Regions from separate parts of the Homo sapiens genome. Here region 1 is linked to region 2. Evidence: read pairs that join two places in POLR2A ChIA-PET (ENCODE). Cell type or tissue: B cell. All regions are shown on one strand.

Evidence for each region. ChIA-PET counts read pairs that join two places held together with the same protein. Peaks named below come from ENCODE experiments on the same cell type or tissue, not always from the same donor. Only the 100,000 strongest peaks of a DNase experiment are listed, where the experiment ranks them.
Region 1: POLR2A ChIA-PET joins it to region 2 with 8 read pairs; 8 of 35 experiments call an interaction of 5 or more read pairs at or near these places.

The regions. Positions count from the first base shown.
Region 1 is chr6:156,926,529-156,934,528 of GRCh38, forward strand. The region is part of intron 3 of ARID1B (AT-rich interaction domain 1B); the gene reads left to right. Among named protein-coding and RNA genes, the nearest start is that of MIR4466, 150 kb to the left of the region's middle. In B cell, no CTCF peak of the experiment used is centred here; a DNase peak (open chromatin) is centred at 1,683; H3K27ac peaks cover 3,663 bases.
Region 2 is chr6:157,010,182-157,018,181 of GRCh38, forward strand. The region is part of intron 4 of ARID1B (AT-rich interaction domain 1B); the gene reads left to right. Among named protein-coding and RNA genes, the nearest start is that of MIR4466, 230 kb to the left of the region's middle. In B cell, a CTCF peak has its summit at 2,454; no DNase peak of the experiment used is centred here; H3K27ac peaks cover 644 bases.

The DNA of each region.
Region 1 (8,000 bases), 84 kb before region 2:
CAGTTTCCTTTAAAAGGAAATTTCCAAATGTAAACAGAAGTAGATAATGGTGTAATTAATCTGGCACACGTCACTCCACCTTCATCTTGTTTCACCTCTGTCTCCCCCTTCTCATCCCCGTATCCCCTGTCCCTTTTATTATTTTGAAGTAAATTCCAGATGTTACTATTTTGAGAAGGAGTCTCTCTCTGTTGCCCAGGCTCGGGTGCAGTGGTGAGGTCTCGGCTCACTGCAACTTCGCCTCCCAGGTTCAAGTGATTCTCCTGCCTCAGCTTCCCGAGTAGCTGGGATTACAGGCACTGCCACCATGCCTGGCTAATTTTTTGTATTTTTAGTAGAGACAGGGTTTCACCATGTTGGCCAGGCTGGGCTCGAACTCCTGACGCCGTGATCCGCCTGCCTTGGCCTCTCAAAGCACTGAGATTACAGGTGTGAGCCATCATGCCTGGCCCAGATGTTGTATCATTTCATTGGTAAATATTTCAGTATGTGCCTTTAAAAGATAAAGAACTTTAAAAAAGAGACATAATACAGTTATCACTATTAAAATATAATTTATTCCTATCAATTATCCAGTATTCAAATTTCCAATAATCTCATAAATGGAATATATATTATTGTTTAATTTACATTGTGGGGTAGTTTGAATCAGGATCCAAATAAAGTGTTAACAATTTGTTGTTATCTTTTAATTACTCTTCATTTCTAGGATTTTCCTCCATCTCCTCTCCTTCTCGTCCTCTCACTTTTCATTTTTTTCTGTTGCCATTTATTTATTGAAACTGGGACATTTGTCTAGTAGAGATTCCCACAGCCTGGGATTTCCTGATTGATTTGCAATGGTTTAACATGTTGCTTGGACCTTTTTATTTCCTATAAATTAGTGGTTTGATCTGCAGGTTTTGTCAAACTCATCATTTTTTGGGAGGTGGGATATTTTATTCCTGATCTGTTTTTTGGTAAGCATCAAATGTCTTGATCCCCACCCCACCCCCGCTTCTGGTGGCATTATTGATGCTCTCTGCAGTCTTAATTTCCAGTATATTTTTACTGCATTATTTTGCAGTCATCCTTTTGCCATAAGACTGCCAGTAACAAACAGCAAAATGTGTTCTGTAGCACATTTACCAGGCAGAGTAGCTGCTAACATGATAAATATTCTTGGATGTGTGCCCAAGTTTTGTTCAGTTTTATGTGTTTGTCCTTATACATTTGTTTTTGTGTTGCTGTGTCTAATTCTAAGTATAAGCTCCTAGAAACCATTCAGTCATTCACCTGGCTTTTATCCAGTACCCATCCTTGCTGGGCCCTTGGGAATCCAAGACGATAGCATCCCCGTCTTAGAAAAATGGTGTCCAGTTTGGGATACACCACAAATAGTTAATATATGGCATTCTAAGTTCTTTAAGAGGAGCCCATTTGAGGTTGGTTTGAGGTAGTTGTTTTGGAGGGTGATAGGGTTAACTTCTAGCAGGATCTTGAGGACAGTAAGGAGGAGGAAGGGCATCCACTTGGACTGGCTGAAAGGCACCGAGGAGCAGTGGCCGCATGGCCCATGGGACCCGAGCAGCTGAACAGGTGAAGTACGGTTTTGCCCCACACCCTGGGGCCGGCCCTGTAGAAGCTGACCTGGTGGCCGGAGGGTGCCTGAAGAGCTCTTCTGAGCCCAGACTGGGACTTAAACTTCCTTCTGTAGGCCTTCGGGAGGCATTTTCTGAGCACTTGTATTTGAGGAAGTCAGCAGCATTGACCGCAGTGCAGGTGTCTGCCATCGGATCAGGAGGAAGGGGATGGACTGGGTGATGATTTGGGCTTTGGTGATGTGTCAGACGTGCACAGATTGTAGAAGAGATAATGAGTTGTGTGGGGTGGCTCTGAGCAATCTCATTTGGGTGCTCTCCTTCGGTGAGGTGGGGGCCCAAGGGAGAAGGAACAGGTCTGTGGGGTCATTTGGGAGAGTCATTTCTTGACCCGATGAGTGCAAGGCACTCTCTCCAGAGGTCCAAACATTAAGGATGCAGTTAAGGACCTCCTGTAGAGATTTGGGAATCACCACCAAGCAGGGGGCCACATGGAGTCCTTGGGGTACAGACACTTGAGGGGCCCCCATTCTTAAAGGACAGGGAGAAAGAGAAGAGCCGGTAGAGGATCCTTAAAGAACATAATCTGGCAGGCGGGCCCCTTCACCTGGCTTGCCAGCCAGCCTGTAGGCTTCTGGTAATGCTTGATGATAAGGAGTGTGGCTTTGCCTTCACACCTGTGGAAGAGAATTTTTCATTTTCGCATTTCTTACTTATTCATGTTACTGGAATTGATGTTTTAGAAGTGTTCCACGTATAAACTACTTAAGATTATAATTTTTCAAAAGAGAATTTAGGGGAATATATGAAGCCCAGGATAAAACCTTAAAAAGCTAAAATTATATTCAATCCCTTATTATGTGATAGTGTTTGAAGCTTCCAGTTGTCTCTAGTGTACAGTTATTATAGAAATGAAGAGATATCCATCACTTTCAGTTACTCCAGCCTAGTGCTCATAAGCTAGCTCTGCAAATGACTTCAGTTTTTGTTTCCTGGTAGGAAAAAACGAGGTAACAATAGCAACTATCTTGTGGTGGTGTCGTTAGGATGAACCGTGCACACTACCTCTGTGCACAGTACCTGTCACAAGTCCCCTCTTGCGAATATGAGCTGTCAGTGGGGCTTTCCTGAGGTGGCAAGGGCTGAGCATGCCATCCTTGATGTGCATGTTGTATGGATTTATATCGCTTTCCTTTTGGAAATGATATTTGAAATTCATCTACACACAGAAAGTGGAGGGAGGTCAATAATATGCCAAATGTCTGAAGCCTAGGGATGATTTCACGAACTGTGGCAGGCTGTGTGGCCACCAGGCATCCTCTCTGTGGAAGTGGTCGCAGCCACCTCTCCCCCACCCTCACATGTTGGGGATAGGCTTCTGTTTCCCTTTTACGATTTGGAATTGGTGATAGGGAATTTCCAAAGCACAAAGAGAAAAGGATCAAGAAATTATTGAGACTACTCAAATCGTCATTCATTCCCTCATTCTGAATTATTGCAAGATAATAACAATGTGGCCATCTTAACTCTCTTCCTAGCATATCTATACTTGATGTGAGGATTGGAAAAACTTTTCTTAAATAACATGACAGTTATCACTTATTCCAGATCCAGACACCATGGAGGCTCTGTTGCATTTTGTTTCTGACCTGACGCTCTTTGTTGGATTTTGCTGGCATCTAGAGGCCTCCTCACTGACCTCTTACTAGGTGCCATTGCCATTTGTTTGTCAAGGACCAAGGTGCTCCTTTCCCTCCTCCATTCCTCCATCATCTGTTAGTTTATAGTCTGTATGCTCTTAAATTCTTTTTTTTTTTGGTTACTGTCTACCTATCTTCCCACTCATCCCCTGCTCTGGTTTTGCTACTTTTTATGATGTAGTTTGACACCTGGAGTAAGTTTTGTTCTATTCCAGAATGATGGACTGTAAGTGTAAATTGATACTTCCTTTGTTAAGAACAATTTGCCAGTATATATTAACATTTCAAATGTAGCAATCTGATACAGTTTGGATCTGTGTCTCCACCCAAATCTCATGTCTAATTGTAATCCTTAATGTTGGAGGTGGGGCCAGGTGGGAGAGGATTGGATCATGGGGGCGGTTTCTCTTGAATAAGGTTTCAGACCATCCTCTTGGTGCTGTTCTCGTGATAGTGAGTGAGTTCTCATGAGACCTGGTTGTTTAAAAGTGTGTAGCACCTCCCTGCTCTCTCCCTTGCTGCTCCCACTGTGTGAGCCACCTCACTCCCCTTTTGCCTTCCACCATGATTGGAAGCTTCCTGAGGCCTCCTCAGAAGCAGAAGCTGCCATGCTTCCTGTACGGCCTGCAGAACTGTGAGCCAATTACACCTGTTTTCTTTATAAATTATGCAGTCTTAGGTATTTCTTTATAGCAGTGTGACAATGGACATATACAACCCTTTGACAGAAATTTCACTTGTAAAGATTGATGCTACAGAGATTTTCATGTGAAGATATATGCGTAAGGATGCTTACTATAGTGCTGTATGAAGAACGGAAGACTGGAAACAACCTAAATGTACATCAATAAGTGACTGGTTAAATACGTTACTCCACCTACAAATAATGCAATGTTGTGTGGCCATAAAAAAAAAGAATAAAGTAGATATTTAGTTGCAGATATAGAATGAGCTCTACAATATATTAAGAGGCTGAACAACGTGCTGTTTACAGAAAATATGCTCTAGTTGTATATAAAGGAAAAAGGATTTAAATTCACATTTAAACTTGGTAACACATTGAAAAATTGCAGAAAGGTAAATAAAAAAATCCAAAGCTAGGCCAGGCAGAGTGGCTTATGCCTGTAATCCCAGCACTTTGGGAGGCCAAGGCGGGCAGTTCACAAGGTCAGGAGATAGAGACCATTCTGGCCAACACAGTGAAACCCCATCTCTACTAAAAATACAAAAAATTAGCCAGGTGTGGTGGCACATGCCTGTAGTCCCAGCTACTCGGGAGGCTGAGGCAGGAGAATCTCTTGAAACCGGGAGGCAGTGCTTGCAGGGAGCCGAGATTGCGCCCACTGCACTACAGCCTGGACTACAGAGCGAGACTCAGTCTCAAAAAAAAAAAAAAAAAAAAAAAATTCAAAGCTTATACCATGGGAATGTTTTCCCTTTTTAATTTTTTAAAAAGTGTCTTTGACGTTTTGGTTATTCTGCATTTTATTCAAAGTTACATATTGCTATTTGGATTTTATTCATTTCCTAATGAAAGAAAACAGAAGCACTCCTGCTCCTGGCCTTTCTACTAGGCCCTTGTAATAGTTATCTTTACCCTTTCCTGTAGTAGAAGTGGGATACTAGTGTTTTCCTCCTGGTCATGTTTCATTTCATACTGTGATATGTTCAAGTACCTCGCAAAGGGAATAAGCCCATAGTAGGCATTCAGTCAGCGTCTACGACATTTGTTACAAGAGGCCTGGGCACAGTGGCTCATTCCTGATTTTCAGCACTTTGGCAGGAGAATCACTTGAGGCCAGTAGCTGGAGACCAGCCTGGGAAGTATAGTGATACCCCATCTCTCAAAATATTAAAAAAATAAATAAATTAGGCCGGGCACGGTGGCTCACGCCTGTAATCCCATCACTTTGAGAGGCCGAGGCAGGCTGATCACTTGAGGTTGGGAGTTTGAGACCAGCCTGACCAACATGGAGAAACCCCATCTCTCCTAAAGATACAAAATTAGCAAGGCATGGTGGCGCATGCCTGTAATCCCAGCTACTCGGGAGGCTGAGGCAGGAGAATCGCTTCAACCCGGGAGGTGGAGATTGCGGTGAGCTGAGATTGCGCGATGCACTCCAGCCTGGGCAACGAGAGCAAGATTCCGTCTTAAAAAAAAAAAAAAAAAAAAAAAATCAGCCAGGCATAGTGGTATGTGCCTGTAGTCCTAGCTACTAGGGAGGCATGGGTGGGCTGAGGCAGGAGAATTGCTTGAGCCTGGGAGTTAGAGGCTACAGTGAGCTATGATTAGGCTGAGCCACAGATCGAGACCTTGTTTCTTAAAAAAAAAAAAAAGGGGGGGGGCGGGGTGAAGAAATACCAAACTGAAAATTTCTGAAACAAATGTGTAATTACTACTACGCTAAACTTTTTTCACACCTTTGTTTGTGAGTCAGTTTCCCTTTAACCTTTGACTCGTAACATAAAGAAGGTTAAGGCCAGAGTCCATCAATGGTTAAAAGATTGTGAGTGAGATGTAGAAAAACAGTACTGATGAATTCTGAAAGGGGAAACCTCATTTCCATTGCCTGGTTCTTGTGCATTGCAGTATTACCACAATATGGCATTCTATACAGCAGATAAATGTAATTATTTATATGTGTATATTGGTTTACACACTGGTGTTCACTGGCTGCTTAAACTTACAAATAACCAAAGATGGCAGTAATGTTTTAAAGTGTAAAGCTGTGCTTCTTTGTTTATAAAATATGATGCTGAACATATTCTTTATTTTCTGATACTGTCATTGCCTTTTTACTGTGTATTTGCTCTTCTTGAGATGAAAATAAGTATGTACCAAAAAATAAATATAGCTTTTTAAGATGAAAAAGCTCAAGTTTCTTATGGAATATTTTTATATCATTATTAAAACAGCCAAACAGACTTTATAGTCCCACTGTAAGTTATATGTAGTTGTTGATTGTTCTAGGTTTAAACTTGGCACCTTTTCTATGTGCTCCCTTATTAAATTAATACTTATGTTCAAACATAAGCTGAGGCAGAACACGTTTCCTTTTCAATAGTTCTCACTAAATTTTGTTTTGATTTTATTTCCAACTGTACTTAATAGCTGAAAGCTTCTTGTGGTTAGGAATAGTATTTGAGATTTTGGTGGCATCTAATTATTTTGAACTTTTAAAGCCTTAAAGAGTGAAATATAAGGCCACAATACATTTTTCTGATAGCTTTCATAGTCTGTTAGTCTGTGTTGCTTATTTTAGGGGGACGATGTCTAAATTGAAATGTTTATCCACTATAGTTGTAATGATCTTTTTCAGCCTCTTTAGAAAGCAGTTCATTGAGCGAAGAAGAGAAAATAAAAAGAAACATAAAAGGGTAATATGCATAGGACTTTTGAGCCTGTTACTATTTCCTAGCTGAAGTTTACTTTAAAAAAAAAAAAGTAGGCATTGGGCAGACACTGTGTGCACGTGTGTTGGAGGAGGAGGCGGGGCCTGCTCATTTGTTTGCCCATTGTGAGGCTGTCCTGCACCTTTGTGCTTTTTTGTAACAGGGTGAAGGCCCCTGAATAGAGGCCTTGTGCCCTGCTTGATTTGAAATCCATGCTGTTTATGGAAAGGAACCTGCAGGGCACCCAGCGGGAAGTCTGTGTGACAAGTGGAAATCTAGAATCTGGAAGAAACGTGGTGTTTGAGGGGGAAGGTGGTGGGGAGAGTGGTCATAATCTTTCAGCCTTTGCTTTTGTGCCCCACAAGCTTAATTGTCACCCTCTGCTGGCAACCAGATTGCAGAGCCACTCTGTAAGTGTCCTTGGATTGCCTGTGCTTACTCTCACCTTATTGTTATCAAATAAAAACCTAGACAAATAGCATTGAATTCTCTTAGAAAAATATGATATGAACTGGGTACATTACTAGTAGAGGTTAAATATCTGAGGCTTTTTTTGTTTGTTTTTTGTTTGTTTGTTTTTTTGGTGGAGATGTATTTAAAGGGAAGAAGGGCTACATGTGAAAAGCTGGAATTATTGGCACGCTCCTGTATTTCAGAGCGTGTTGAAAAGCAGGTCGCACCAACACTAGGCTGGTTAAATCCAGTTTGTACAGCTTGTGTACTTGGTGGTACCAGCTATTGCTCCAAAGTTTCCTGGCTTAAGAAGCCATGTAATTTTAAGTGTGCAAGAAAGGGGTGGGACAGCAGAAGCTTTTTATAGGATTTCAAGTAATAAACATTAATTTTTAAAGCAATATTCCAGGGACTTAACAGAAGTAGAACTTGTATATGATGTTTCTTTAATACCAACACATATTTGAACTGACAAGGGAAGGGAGATAATTTTATTTTAAAGCAATATTTTCCATTCTTTTTTTCTCTTCAATTAGAAACTGGTTCTTCAACTTTCAGTGCCAATTGAGACATGCTATAATAAGTATTTAACAATTCTGTCCTGCTGTTTGACTTCAGGGGGAAACGATGGTAGAATGTTTAGTAGCTGAGCATACACAGGTAGCTAGAGATCTGGTATACAGTAAATGTGGTGTGGTGTGGTATTTGGGTTATATATGCTAATTATTTCAGCACAATGCTGAAACCATGCAGAATACCTCTTGGAAGAGTGTTTGACAAGATGCCAGAAAGGCCGTGTTAATTATAAGTTTATTGTGCCTATTCAGGTTTTTTGGGTGTGTTTTGTTCCCCACTGTTGTTTTATTCTTTATGA
Region 2 (8,000 bases):
CTTTGGGTAATCTTGAATAGGGCCGAGCTATTATTTACTCCTGATCAGTAAAATTCTAGGCTTCTGTCTAATTTTGTTAACATTTATGCATTGCCTGTTTTTTTTTTTTTTTTTTTTTTTTTTGTTGTTGTTGTTGTTTTGGTTTGTTTTGGTTTGGTTTTGAGATGGAGACTAGCTCTGTTGCCAGGCTGGAGTGCAGTGGCTGATCTTGGCTCACTGCAACCTCCACCTCCCAGGTTCAAGCGATTCTTCTGCCTCAGCCTCCCGAGTAGCTGGGATTACAGGCAAGCACTGCCACACCCAGCTAATTGTTACATTTTTAGTAGAGACGGAGTTTCACCATGTTGGCCAGGACGGTCTCATCTCCTGACCTCATGATCCGCCCACTTCAGCCTCCCAAAGTGCTGGGATTACAGGCGTGAGCCACCATGCCCGGCCTGTTTTTTTTTTTTGCTTTGTTTTGTTTTGTTTTTTGTTGTTGTTGTTTTTAACTGTTCTCATGTAGCAAGACTTCTTTTCAGTTTAGGCAAAGCAACTTGTGTCAATTTATCTAAATTGAAATTTTGCATGTGTGAAACTGAAAAATCTTTCTCTAGTGCTTAATCCTTCACGATAAGAAAGTAGGTGTGACCTCTTTTGTTTTTAGCTATGAAATTGCTACTTTCCTATTTTTCCTTCTGTAGGAAATCTATAGATTGTGATCACTAATAGAACTATCATAGGGAATTATTAGTTTAACTTTTTAACGAAGGAAAAGAGACATGAGTCATGCAGTTAACTGCAACAGCCTGGTCCGAAGGCCAGGACACCTCTCATAGTTTTTCTTTTTTTCCTTTTCCCTATGGTGTGTGTTTTTTAAGTTTTTTTGGTTTTGCTTTGAGGGGGTGTAGAATGGGCAAATTGAATGGAGAAAGCATTCTGTACTTCTTTTCATTTGTTCTACTTTCTCTTTTACCTTTTGTTTTTAGTGCAGGTATGATAAACTCTTGGTGACTAATCATGGTCAAGGATTTCCATATTGTCATTAAAGCATGTATATATTATCGACATTTAAAGAGTTGGAAAAATGAACACAAGATAATTAGATTGCTATTTGAGGATTTTGTAGTTCCTTCAAGCTCTAATTAATTGTCCAAAAAGTATTGTAGTTCTATGATAAATTCCCTTGCATATGAATTCTACACCTTTAGTCAGTAGTTACAGCCAAAAACAAATTATGTAGCAGTTATGCCTTGATTAGTTAAAATGAACTAAGTGGAAAAATTGAAAAGAAAGCTTAATTGGTGTGAAGTATTGCATTATTTTCTGCTATGGGAATTTTTATGGTGAAGTATAAAATGAAAATGTGATATAAATTCATTTTAAAGTCTTGAGGAAAGAATTCTTTCCTTAGAAAGTTATGTTTTTATGAACCACGGTCCATGAACAACCGTTTCACAATAGACATAATGGTCCATAGTTTAATTGTAGTTGCATTTTATTTATTTTTGTATAGTGTTAATGTGAATATTATCAGAGGATTTGACTTTTATTACAAATGAATCTAAATGCATAAGCACCATAAGACTTCCTACTGTTGTCTTTCTCTACTACCTTATTTTGGTTGATACCTGTGTAGCATTTTTCAAAAGGTACAGTTATTTCTCAGAATTTATGATAATAAGGAACCGACAGATTCAGGAAGCATACTGCATTCCAGGTGTGAATAAGAAATCTATGCCTAGACCGAAGCTATAGAACATCAAAGACAAAGAGAAAGTCTAGAAAGCAGCCAGAGAAAAAGCGCAGCTCATCTATAAAGAAATAGACTGGCAGTAACACCATGGAACTCAGAAGAAACACATAAATGTCTATAAAATAGCAATTTAGCAAGACTGTTTCAAGTACTGTTCAAGAATTATGATAAGATGAACACATTTTAAACAACAGCTGAGGGAGTTTTACCAAAGATCTCTAAAATTCTTCTGAAAGAACTGCAGGATGTAATTAAGACAAAGGAAAATTATCCCAGAAGGAATACCTGAGATGTAGGATGGAATAGTAAACAGATAGAATGGCACAGTAAAGCCAAACAAACATGATATAACGTAATAATTGTGTTTAATTTGTGGAATTAAAGGCAAAAAACTGCAATGACATGAGTTAGTCCATGTTGAAGAAGTCCACCAGGCAGTTGTGAGAACATGGGAGTGGGCCGATAAGGCAGTTATGAGGGCTCCATTGTCAGCAAACAAGTCAAGTGTAAACTAAGAACAAAGTCACTTAGATTGAGAATACATGATGAGGATTAGGGCTACCTTTGGTGAATATATGGTATACTGGAGGCTAACTGGAGGCTGCCTTTATGCAACTGGCCTTGGTTGTCAGTAGTTGACTCTAGCCAACTGTAAATAGAAGACATTATTGGGTTGGTATACTGTAGTACAAAGAGTAACACCCAGGGGGCAAGAGACCTAGGCTTTAGTCTAATTTCCTCAAATAATTGTACGTGACCTTAGACAGTCATTTATCCTATTTGGCTTCCGTTTTCCTCATCTATGAAATAAGAAGTTATACTCTGTTAATATCCAGTGTTCGTTTCAGATCTATGAATAATACTGCAGATTAACAATGAAAGCAACAAATGTGCGCAAATAATAGGAATGGTATGGGACCTTACATGGTGAGGTTTTTAAGTATGGCATGAGGTTTTGTTTTGTTTTGTTTCGTTTTTTTGAAATGAAGTTTCGCTCTTGTTGCCCAGGCTGGAGTGCAATGGCATGATCTCGGCTCACCGCAACCTCTGCCTCCTGGGTTGAAGCAATTCTCCTGCTTCAGCCTCTCGAGTAGCTGGGATTACAGGCATGTGCCACCATGCCTGGCTAATTTTGTATTTTTAGTAGGGACGGGGTTTCTCCATGTTGGTCAGGCTGGTCCCGAACTCCTGACCTCAGGTGGTCCGCCCGCCTCGGCCTCCCAAAGTGCTGGGATTACAGGCGTGAGCCACGGCGCCCTGCCGGCATGAAGTTTTGAACTTGCCATTTTGCCGCTCTAGTGCTGCCTAAGGCACTTTGAAGGCAGTAATTGCAGAGGCATTTCGTGCCTTCAAAGCTCAGTCCCAACCTAAGTTCCTTACCCTCTGAGATGATCCCAGGAGTGGCCTCCTCTGTTGCATGACATTTAGATCCAGGGCTCTCTGAAGCCTATGGACTTAGTACCATTCATGTGAGATGGAGTGATGGCAGGAAAAGAATTCTGTGTTGCAACTGCTGTGCCCTGAAGTTGAGACCTCAGTTGAAGGTAATGATAAAAAAAGAAATGCTAGGTGCATTATTACTGCTTCATCTCTACTTCCTTGGGTTAGTTAAAAGGCATTTACCAGATTAGTTAACACTGAAAACAGGATCTGTCACGAGCCAAGTATTTCAGTGTGTGTTTTGTGTTTTGCTCAAAATAACCCTGGTATCCAACACTCACATTAAACACCACAGGAAGATTTTGGTTGAATGTGTACTGAAGGTTGAGGGGTGCCTGCAACGCAATCTCATGGACTTACCTTTTTTTCTGTACTGACTAGAAACTGATTGCACTATAGCCAAATTACATACCAGCACAAAGGGAATTCAGCGGCAGGCCTGAACAGAATAGAAGTGACAAGCAAGAATCAATTAAAGGAGTCAGCCCCCTGGGTCTGTTCAGTAACACAGGCTAGCACTGTGGGAATCTTATACTCGGTGCTTTGCTCAAGATCAGTGCCTTGACTTTGTACATTGCTAATGCACACACAAAACCTTTGGGTATCATGAAATTTTTGATGACATTATTGAATATTTGAATATTGCTGGGTGTTTTTTGTTTTGTTTTTGGTGACTCAGCGTATAAACCTGCTTTCTTTGGGGGACAAAAGAAAGGTATGGAACTTAAAACGCAGCATGTATTTTCTGCTACTGAATCCAAAGATCGTAGATGCTACTGAGGGAGCATGTGACTAATGACTAAGGCTTGGCCAGCCATTAGCTCTTGCCTGATTAAACTCCACAGACTTTGGAATCTAGCAATATTGTCAGCATCGTGTGTCCATTATTAGAATTGTTGGTGGTGACTTTCTGGGCAAATTATTTCTTTTGACCAGTCTCCCTTGGTTCTTACCTTTTATGCAATCCTGGTTCTCCACTACTGATTCTGTAAACTAATCCAATATTTTTAATGAAATCCGCTTCCTTAGTTAGCTAAATTCAGTTTCGATTCTTTCTAAGAATCCTGATTGCTACAGTTAGGAAATCAGCTATCATATGAGTTTTAAAATAAGGGGAGGTATGCTATGAATTATTGGTAAGTAGGGTCCTGCTTTGAAAGTGATGAGAGAGACTCTGTACTTTAATAGGTTAAAACTTATTTGTAATTATGTTGCTGTGGAATATAAGCAGTTTTTTTCATCTCACCCAATACAGCTACTAGGCTTTATAGATGTATGACAGAGTTACCATGTGCAATAGAGTTTGGGGTGATACCAACACCATTGAATTAATCAGTGTTTTGATAGAAGGGTGATCATCTGAATTCCAAATTTGAGGAATACAATAGTTTTCAGTTAAATATGAATCTTTAGATTGGCATCTAGAGCCATTAAATTTCCTTTGTAAACTAAAGCATGATGAGTAAAAAATTACCAATTACCTTATGTATACTAAATACTGTACTAGTCTCTGTATTATGCCAGGAATAAAAAAAAAAAAAGGATAGCACAATAATATGCCACTCTCCATCTTATAGAAACATGCAGGCTAAAGTAAAAAACAAATAATCAGATTATTATAACTCAGTATTTTGAAGAGCAGCTGGCTAATCTGACTCGAGGGCATCAGACTGGGAAAGACGAGATGACATTTGATGCCACGTGTCTTTTAATCCAGCATTTTTCACACAATGCCCTGCACGTCGTAGCTACTGAGAAAATATTTGGGGAGTAAGTTTGAACGGAACTGTGACTTGAAGAATAAAGAGTTGATGAGAGCCTGATGGAGATATAAAGAAACACCAGGGATATGATTTCTGATTGGAGCAATACAAGGAGAAATGGATAAGTCCCGGAGTTTTGAGCTTGGGCAGATTGGGAAATAGTTTGTCAATAACTGACAATACAGAAGTTAGTTAGGGATCAGCAGAATGATGAGAGAAAATTAATTTAGTTTTTGACATGTTAAATTCAAGGTTTTTGAAGGACATCCTCATGGGACTGTTTAGTGTGCAGTTGGAGAGGTCTGGTCAGTCCTGGAGCTTGGGTGGAGGAAACTAAGACACAGATTTGGGATTCACCACAATATTTGATATTTGAAGCCATATCTGATATTCTCCTGGGTGTGAATGAGATTGCTCAAGAAAAGTGCGAAGACTGTCTCTGATAGATCCATGAGGAAGATAATACTTTTAAATTTGACACTTCTAGAGCTGATCAGAGTTATTCTAAAGGGGACCCACTGTAGTTAGAACACTTCTGTAGCCTGTTTCTATTGGGAGCAGTTGGTTCTCCTGACTTCAGAGTTTCCCAGGTGCTGACTTACCGTATAACCCTGCGTTTGCTGTCATTCTGTCTTCACTTCACTGCTTTCATTCCTGGCACGATAGTAAAATTGTAGATGTTCTCCTGTCCTCATTGTGCCAATCACAGCATTACTCCGACCCCACTGCTACATACATCCCCCAACCCTCAGAAAGAAACACAAAGCTGTGATGTGAATCCTGCATCTTCATTGCCTTCAAGACAGCAAAAATTAGACCGGTTCAGAGCCTCTTGATACATCTGTAAGGAGATATCTTCTCACAAATGGAAACTCTTTTCAGTTTGCTCAGGAGAAGGGTTGGTAGAAGTGGTTCTTTTATCTCGGAAGACATTTGCCTAGTTTAAGTACAGTACTTGAGCCAGCCTGGCTTGTAGACAGTGTCTGTCAAATTACTATTGGCTGCTATTTTTGCATTATTAGAAACATTTCAGTATTAATCGTTATTTCCCCTTTTAATGCTTTGTGCTGTATTTTCACGTCAATAATCACTGATACATTTATATGCAATTATGTCTTCAGTTTTTAAAAAAAGAGCCCCCTCAATGTAATTTTAAACTTCAATACTCAATTGCAAATAGGTGCCACCATCGCCACCCCCCACCCCAAATATCTAGATTTGTCCAGTGTGGCTGTTGAGCACTTGAATTGTGGCTACTTTACAAAGTGAGATCTGCTTCAAGTAAAAGATACACATCAGATTTTGAAGACATGGCATTAAAAACAAAGTAAAATACAGCAAGTCCTTGAATAATATTGTTTTGTTCAATGTTGTTTCCTTATAACTTGGAGGAGAAAAAAAAATATCGATTCCCAGCTGGGACCACTGTCTGTGTGGAGCTTCCTCCTACATCCCGAAGATGTGCCAGTTATGGGACCTGGCATGTCGGCATGGTCTCATTGTGAGTGATTGTGGGTGTGTGAGTGGCCCTGCAATGGAGTGGCATTCTGGCCAGAGTGGGTCCCGCCTGTGCTCTGCAGGGATGGGCTCTGCCCATGTGCGACCCAAACTGGAATACTTGGGTAAATAATGATATTACTTATTTTTACTAATCTTTCTTAAATGTATGTATAGCTCACGTTTGTTTCGATGTTTAATATTGTAAGTATTTTGAGTCTTATTTCTTATTTATATCAATTGGCCCATGGAAAACTTGGTTTCCTGGTAGGGCATTTTACTTGAAGTCATGCCTTCCAAGGAACCTATCAATGTTGTTAAGTGAAGACTTACTGTATCTCATTAATTTTGTATTGCTTAAAGGTTGAAATGATAAAATTTGGGGTATGTTGGGTCAAATAAAACATGTTATCAAAATAATTCCACCTGTTTCCCTTTGCTTAGTGTGGCTGCTAGGAAATGGTAAATTACAAATGTAGTTGGATTGTATTTCTGTTGGACAGGGTTGCTCTAGACAAACCTACACCAAACACAACTTCTGCGCCCCAGGGAATGGACCTTCCCTGTGGACTTGTTATAGTGGTGGATTGCCCTTGTTTCAAATGTCATTGCCCAGTGTAGAAACCTCTGGTAATCCATCAACAATTCTGGTAAATTTTAAAGCCACATTATTGATTAGGGAGAGTTTTGGGAAGGCAGATTGGGAAATAATTCATACTCACTGAGCTACTCAAGAGTAATACTTCCAATCAGTAAAACATCTATTGGGGACCACAGGAAGATGTTCTTTTTGTTTGTTTGTTGTGGCTAATAGATGACTATTAGATTTTATAAAATATGTTTGTTTTGGCTATTAAATGACTATTAGATTTTATAAAATATATGTTTACTTACTACCTTGTTCCCAAAGGGATTTAAGGCATTTAGTTAGCATCTTTCTTTAGGAATTCATCAGTAGTAACAAATGAGCAGTGCTAGTTGAAATTCTAAAATAAAAACTCATATTCCTCTAGGTAATTGCTTTTTAACCTTTTTAGGGGTCTTTCCTGAGACCAGACTGCATTCATCTGAAAACAAACCTGTAGTTAGGACAATCCATGAGTAAAGAAGGCCTCATATTTAGAATGTCATAGCTTCTCAGAATCTGCTTTGAAATTGAAAGTCAACATAGCTCCTTCTGCTGTGGTGCAAATGTCTAGAGCCTAAACATCTCTAAAATGGAAACTGGGCTGGGTGTGGTGGCTCATGCCTGAAATCCCAGCACTTTGGGAAGCTGAGGCAGACAGAAGGATTGCTTGAGCCCAGGAGTTGGAGACCAGCCTGGGCAACATGAGACACCATCTCTACAAAAAAAAAAAAAAAAAAATTAGCTGGGCATGGTGTCATGTGCTTGTAGTCCCAGTTACTCAAGGGGCTAAGGTGGGAGGATAGGTTGAGCCCAGGAGGTTGAGGCTGCAGTGAGTCATGATAGTGCCATGGCATTCCAGCCTGGGCAACAGAGCAAGACCATGTCTCTAAATAAAAGTAAAGTAATAAGTAAAATGGAAACTGACTTGTTTTTAGTA